Regions from separate parts of the Mus musculus genome. Here region 1 is linked to region 2. The links are chromatin loops, found by intact Hi-C in ENCODE. Cell type or tissue: left cerebral cortex. All regions are shown on one strand. Links, peaks and the distances in the headings refer to the core of each region. The heading gives the core; the rest is flanking DNA.

The links. A loop is a pair of places that touch in the nucleus more often than their neighbours do. Peaks named below come from ENCODE experiments on the same cell type or tissue, not always from the same donor. Only the 100,000 strongest peaks of a DNase experiment are listed, where the experiment ranks them.
Region 1: it touches region 2 in a loop (3-fold over the local background); 2 of 42 quality-filtered maps call a loop at or near these places.

Annotation. Positions count from the first base shown.
Region 1 is chr10:98,803,895-98,806,820 of GRCm38, reverse strand. No RefSeq gene overlaps it. Among named protein-coding and RNA genes, the nearest start is that of Gm40750, 1.8 kb to the left of the region's middle. In left cerebral cortex, for the core only: no CTCF peak of the experiment used is centred there; a DNase peak (open chromatin) is centred at 1,613; H3K27ac peaks cover 751 bases.
Region 2 is chr10:99,083,480-99,086,405 of GRCm38, reverse strand. It overlaps the pseudogene Gm51755. Among named protein-coding and RNA genes, the nearest start is that of Poc1b, 22 kb to the left of the region's middle. In left cerebral cortex, for the core only: a CTCF peak has its summit at 1,301 (motif pointing right); a DNase peak (open chromatin) is centred at 1,305.

The DNA.
Region 1 (2,926 bases), core at 271-2,770, 280 kb after region 2:
CAGTGGCTATCGGCATATCAGCATCTGCAGTTGGTTCGTGGAGTTCTGAGAAGCATTGACTTTTAATTCAGATCTTATGAAAGTCGCAGGAATGTATTTTAGGGGAAAAAAAATAGACAGGAAATGCCTAGTCACTGCAAAGCTGCCTGCGATCCCTAAAGAACAATGTACTTCTCTGCTTGCGCATGCTGGGTTTATGCTGTCAAATTACTGTGATATTATTTTGATAAATGAGTAAACCTGATTCAAGCTGATGCTCAGTCACAAAGAAGTTTTTTAATACTTAAACTATTAAAAAAAAAAGCCAGAACACCAGGTAACCATCTTTTCCATAGAGGAAATAAACAGATTTATGATTTAGTGAATGTGGTGGTGCACGCCTTTAATCCCAGCACCGGGGAGGCAGAGGCAGGCGAATTTCTGAGTTTGAGGCCAGCCTGGTCTACAGAGTAAGTTCCAGGACAGCCAGGGCTATACAGAGAAACCCTGTCTCAAAAAAAAAAAAACAACAAAAAACAAACAAACAAACAAAAAACAAAAAAAAAAACAAAAGAAAAAGAAAAAGAAAAAAATATTATCAAAAAAAACTTTTAGAAAACTCTATAAGCTTTCTGATGTCATTAAATTTGCACTGCCATTTTTTACAAATACATGTAATCAGTAGCACAATTATTATTAAATGTTATACAAATATGTATATTTATAATCTATAATTTATCTATCATGTATTATTTACCATCTATCTATCTATCTATCTATCTATCTATCTATCTATCTATCTATCATAATCTATCTATAGATAGATATAGATTTCTTCCTATATCTATAACTATTTATCTATAGATGGATGATAATCTATCTATCATCTATCATGTATCTATCATCTATCTATTTTCCAGCATCTATACATGGATGATCATTTATCTATACATGGATGATCATCTATCTACCTGTCTGTCCTCTATCTATCTATCTATCTATCTATCTATCTATCATCTATCTGTCTGTCTGTCTGTCTATCTATCTATCTATCTATCTATCATCTGTCTATCTATCTATCTATCTATCTATCTATCTATCTATCTTCATCATCATTGTCATCATCATCATCATAATCACCTATCTATAGATAGGTATAGATACATTCCTATATCTATATCTCTCTATAGGTGGATGATTATCTATCATCCATCATCCATCTATCTATCTATCTATCTATCTATCTATCTATCTATCTATCATCTATCTATCTATCTTCATCATCTATCATGTTTCTTATCAGCTAGTAGCACAAAATTCTCTGAGTCTTTCCTTTGTTCCCATGTTTATTTCATGTGGAGCTATCCCTTACAGAAAACCATTGGGAGTTCAATGGTGCTTCACAGAGGAACAACTTGGAAAGATATAGACCCATGCTGGCTTTCTTCCTGGCTAAGGACATGGAGGGAAGTGGAGTGTAAAACAGAATCTTTCTTGATTTATTTTTACTTGTGTTGCTTTGGAAGATACTCAAAACTTATGTCCTCCATAAAAGACAGAACTGAAAGCAGTACAGGATGCAGCTTAGGCAGAAACTACTAACAGGAACTATCATTTTCCTGAGTCCATCCCCAGCCCCTGGAGTGGGCTGTGAAACCCAACTCAAAGCACATCTTATAATGACATCTTTGTGTTACCAATGCAGGAAGGATGCACAGGCTACTTCTGGCCTGTCCATCTTTTCTTACATCTTTCCCCTGTTCAAATCACTATCATGCCTTCCCAGTGTTTCCATGGGACCTGAATCCTTGACATGTTCTGTGGCGCCCTCCTAGTTTTCTGTCTTACTCTCCTTTCTCAGTAGACGCAGGCAACTGTGTGCAGGCAAGTGCCAGCAGCTGCCCCATCAAATCTCTGTGCAATGACTAGTCTCTCTAGGGGACAGGTCTTGGCGCAAGTTGTTGCTTTTAAGACTTGAATGTCATCATGGAAGGTGGGCCTACCACCTTAAAGGCTGAAGAGAACAATTTGGCATCCTCATATGTCAGTCTGAGAAACCCAAGCTCACTAAAACTCCCTTAAACATTACAACCTAATTTTTTAAAAATAAATTGTGTTGGAAGACCTTAATTTTTATGGATGTAAAGGAAGCCACTTTCTAGCATTTAATATTTGAATTGAAGTAATGGTGCACCAGTATAAAGAAATAAAATAATTTTCTTTTATGACTTCCTTGTGGCTTCGAGTTCATTGACTAAATAAATGTTTATCAAGAACTTACCAAGGTCCAACATTATAGTTAGTTTTGATTCATTTTTTCTTGGAGTGTGAGATCCTATGATAGGCTCCTGGGAAATAGAAAATTGTAAATTATGTGTTAAGAAAGTCAGGGACAAGATGTCAAATTAAAGACAAGCAAGGAGAGTTCTCACTTTGAATAAACTGGAGGCAAATGATATTTAATAGGCTGAAGATAAGTCAAAGGGTAAACAGCCATTCAAAGGAGGAAAGGTGAGCCTTCCAGGAAGAGACAATTCCAAGAGGAGTGTGAAATACAATTGCAGAGCCTAGAGATACAGGGAACTGGGGGGTGGGGGGAAGACATGGGAGAGAAATGCAAGGGCAAATATAGGACTCGCTGGAGCCATAAGTCCTGCTAAAATATTTAGATCTTGTTCCTATTTTATAAGAGGATTCCAGGGATTATTTTTACAAGAATTATCTGACATAACAATACATACCCCCCTCATGTGTCTTTGGTTCTTAAATCTTAAAAATAAAAATACTTACACTGCATTGAGAATGCTTAGAATGAAGTTTTTCTGAGGAACGTATATAAAAATGCTCATGAATTTCAAGTGAGCCATTTTATCTTTTGGTTCATTGGAGGAAATGAAAGGAGAAAGAAGCACTTGAATGGGTCTTCCAGGAAAACAACAAAAAAAGT
Region 2 (2,926 bases), core at 258-2,757:
ATTTACTTGGTTATAAACAAAAGTCCCATCCCAGACAGACCATCTTGTAAGACAGCTGGACATAGTTTGATCAAGGGCACAACTCTGCTTTCCACGATCTTCTGTAGTCTGCCCTCCCTCCTCTCTAGTTTTCTTTCCACACTAGCGGTCTCCTTAGTGACGAGGTGGTTGCCAGTGACAGGTGCAACTGGGTGTGCCCCCTCACGTTGGAGGGGACAACATCCCTTCCCACAATCATATAACAAAAGCACTGAGCAGAACACGTGTGAAGAAATCCCCACGGTTCAGGAGATGTGTGTGGGTTGAATTAGGCATTATTAATTAATCTAGTCACAGAATGTAATTAAACTACCCAAGATCTTCCTAGACACTAAAGAAAAGGTGAAGACAGACAAATATATGACAGCTACTTCATAGGATAGAAATTGCATAGATGCCAAGCACATAAGGAAAACAAAACAAAACAACAACAACAACAAACGTGTACCAAAGTTTAGGAAGACCTGGTTAGAAGCAGCATTTTAGTGGAAGGCTTTAAATAGAGAGTGAATTGGAGCTAGGTAGAGGGAAAGTAGGTTATGTAGGAATTGAACAAGAGACAGTAGGGCCTGCCTGCTGGAGGCATTCTGGAGAGAATCCTAAGATATACACAGTATGCTTACATTGTGCAAACTTCAGTAATTGGTTTATTGCTCACAGGGTATTGGGGAGGTAGGAGAGAGAAAAGACTTAGGTCAAAGATTTTGCATACAGTATCAGTAGAACCCAACAGGAACCAGAAAATAAAGCATACTCAGACTGGCTAGTGGGAAGAGCATGACCCATGGGCTATTTACAAAGAAGGGCACAGCCAGGACTAAGGGACACAAGGCTGAAGACAGAACTTCCACCGCGAGGCTAGCTAGCCTCATCAGGAAGTCATTTCTGTGTCCAGGGAGCTGACACCAAGGAGCTGGGCATGGTAGAACATGCGGGTTTGCATGGGAGCAGCTGTGGGGTTGGGTAGAGGAGCACTGCCCACCTACCCCTAACAGCCCGGCTTGGAGGAGTTGAGAGAAACAGTATCTCAACGATGCATCTCGGGTGACTTTTACTGGTTAAAATCAAGCTAAGTGGTGGTGGCAAAGGAAGGTCATCAGCCTGGGGTCCAGAACAAAGCAGAAAGAAATGGAAATAGATCTCGAAGGACAAACAGAACACAAGAGGAGGGACCAACCTTTGGAGGGACAAATAAAACCACAGCACAGATCTTGTGAGCGGTAATGTAGCAGAGGTTTTGAGCCCCGCTGTCCTCTAGAGGGCGCTCCCGGACTTCACTCCTTCAGGAGGCGAACCTAGATTGCCATGGGCGCAAGGAAGGAGCTTTTGCCTAGGCAATGGAGTCTGGCGGAAAAGAATAAAGGGATTGGGGTCTGGGATAGAGATCTTCCCCCTTCGCACTTATATTCACCACACCGGGACTGATGTGCAGCAAACAAAGCCAGAACTAAGTATCTGCTGTTTGCTAAGTTCCTGATTTCCGCTAAGTCATTGAAGCAGGTAGAAAATAATTACATTACAGAGATGAAGCGAGCCTGCATTCAAACCGCGCGCGCGCATACGGTTGTGCCCTGTACTATCTCGCTCCCATGCTACTGGGTTAGTCATTCGGGCCAAAGATTTCCCTGTCTTCAAGGGCTTAATAAAGTCAGGGCTGTGTCTGTAGAAAATAGAAAATACATCTAACAAGAACAAAAAATGTACAAAGAGCCAAGAGAAGAGTACCCGGCAGATTGTTCATGTTGCAGGGGTGTGTGCTGTATTTCTTCTGACACATGGCCAGTCTTTGGCACTCTTACAGCAGGAGACAGAGCACGCAAATCTGGGGCTTATTCAAGCCCAAGGGAACCCGGAAGGCTAGCCACAAATATGTCAGCAATGGCCAAGGCTGTAGGAGCAAGAGAGGTTCTGGAAGGTTCACTTGGTCCAATTCAGTTTCTGACTTTGAGACCAAAGTTCTAATTCAAGAGTGTCAGAGAGTCTCTCACTGGGTGTTCTAACGGATGGATTGATAGTGGGTACCTGACCCATATGCTAAAAGAGACTCTCGGATTGCAAGGATGGACTTAAAGAATGCTGCGACAAATGACATCAGCCATTGACTGTGGATGAATAGGGGAGGAATCTGGTGCCAGACCAGCATTCTTTTACTTAAAATAGTCCCTCCACTGCAATAGCAGGGCAGGACTACAAGGTCCTGATAATAGCTACGGATTAAGGTAGCAGTTCCAGTTTGTTCCAGTTTTAGCACTGATCGACTGCGTCCTAGAAAATCCCTTAACTTTGGTGCCCATGAGCCAATGTCATAAGATTTTTCTCACTGATAATGGAAAAAAAAAAAGAAGTCCAATCAATAATGATCATTGTTTTTGCCTTGGACGGTTTCAGGATGTGAACATGCGTTTTATTCTGGCCTGTTCAGACTTCTCCGTATTCCCACAGTAACTGACCTCTACCCTCCTCTCGGCAGCTTTACCTGCTGACCTATGAAGTATTGGAAAGGAGCCCTCAAAGTGCCTAGCTGAAGAGCATTCCACACAGGGACAACTTACACAGCTGTGGGCACTGTTAGCACAGAAGTGACACGTGCCGAGGTATCGCTTAGGCCTAAGTCCTGACCTCTGGGGTGCCATGCTAGCTGTAACACTGCCTGCCCCATGGCAAGGCAAAGATGACAGAAGAGGAGGGCATCAGAATACCCAGCCTTGCTCTCCTCTGCTCTCTGGCCCCGTGCCAGGGTCTCCTGGCAGAGAATGAGCAAAAGCAAGTGCAACAGCGGCCCTAGTGGAGGTCAGCGTCCCAGGCCACAGAGCTCGACAGGACAATGCAGAGAACATGGCTAAGAATAACGATTTCAGGCTAAGCTGTCGTTCCTCAGCCGCCATTC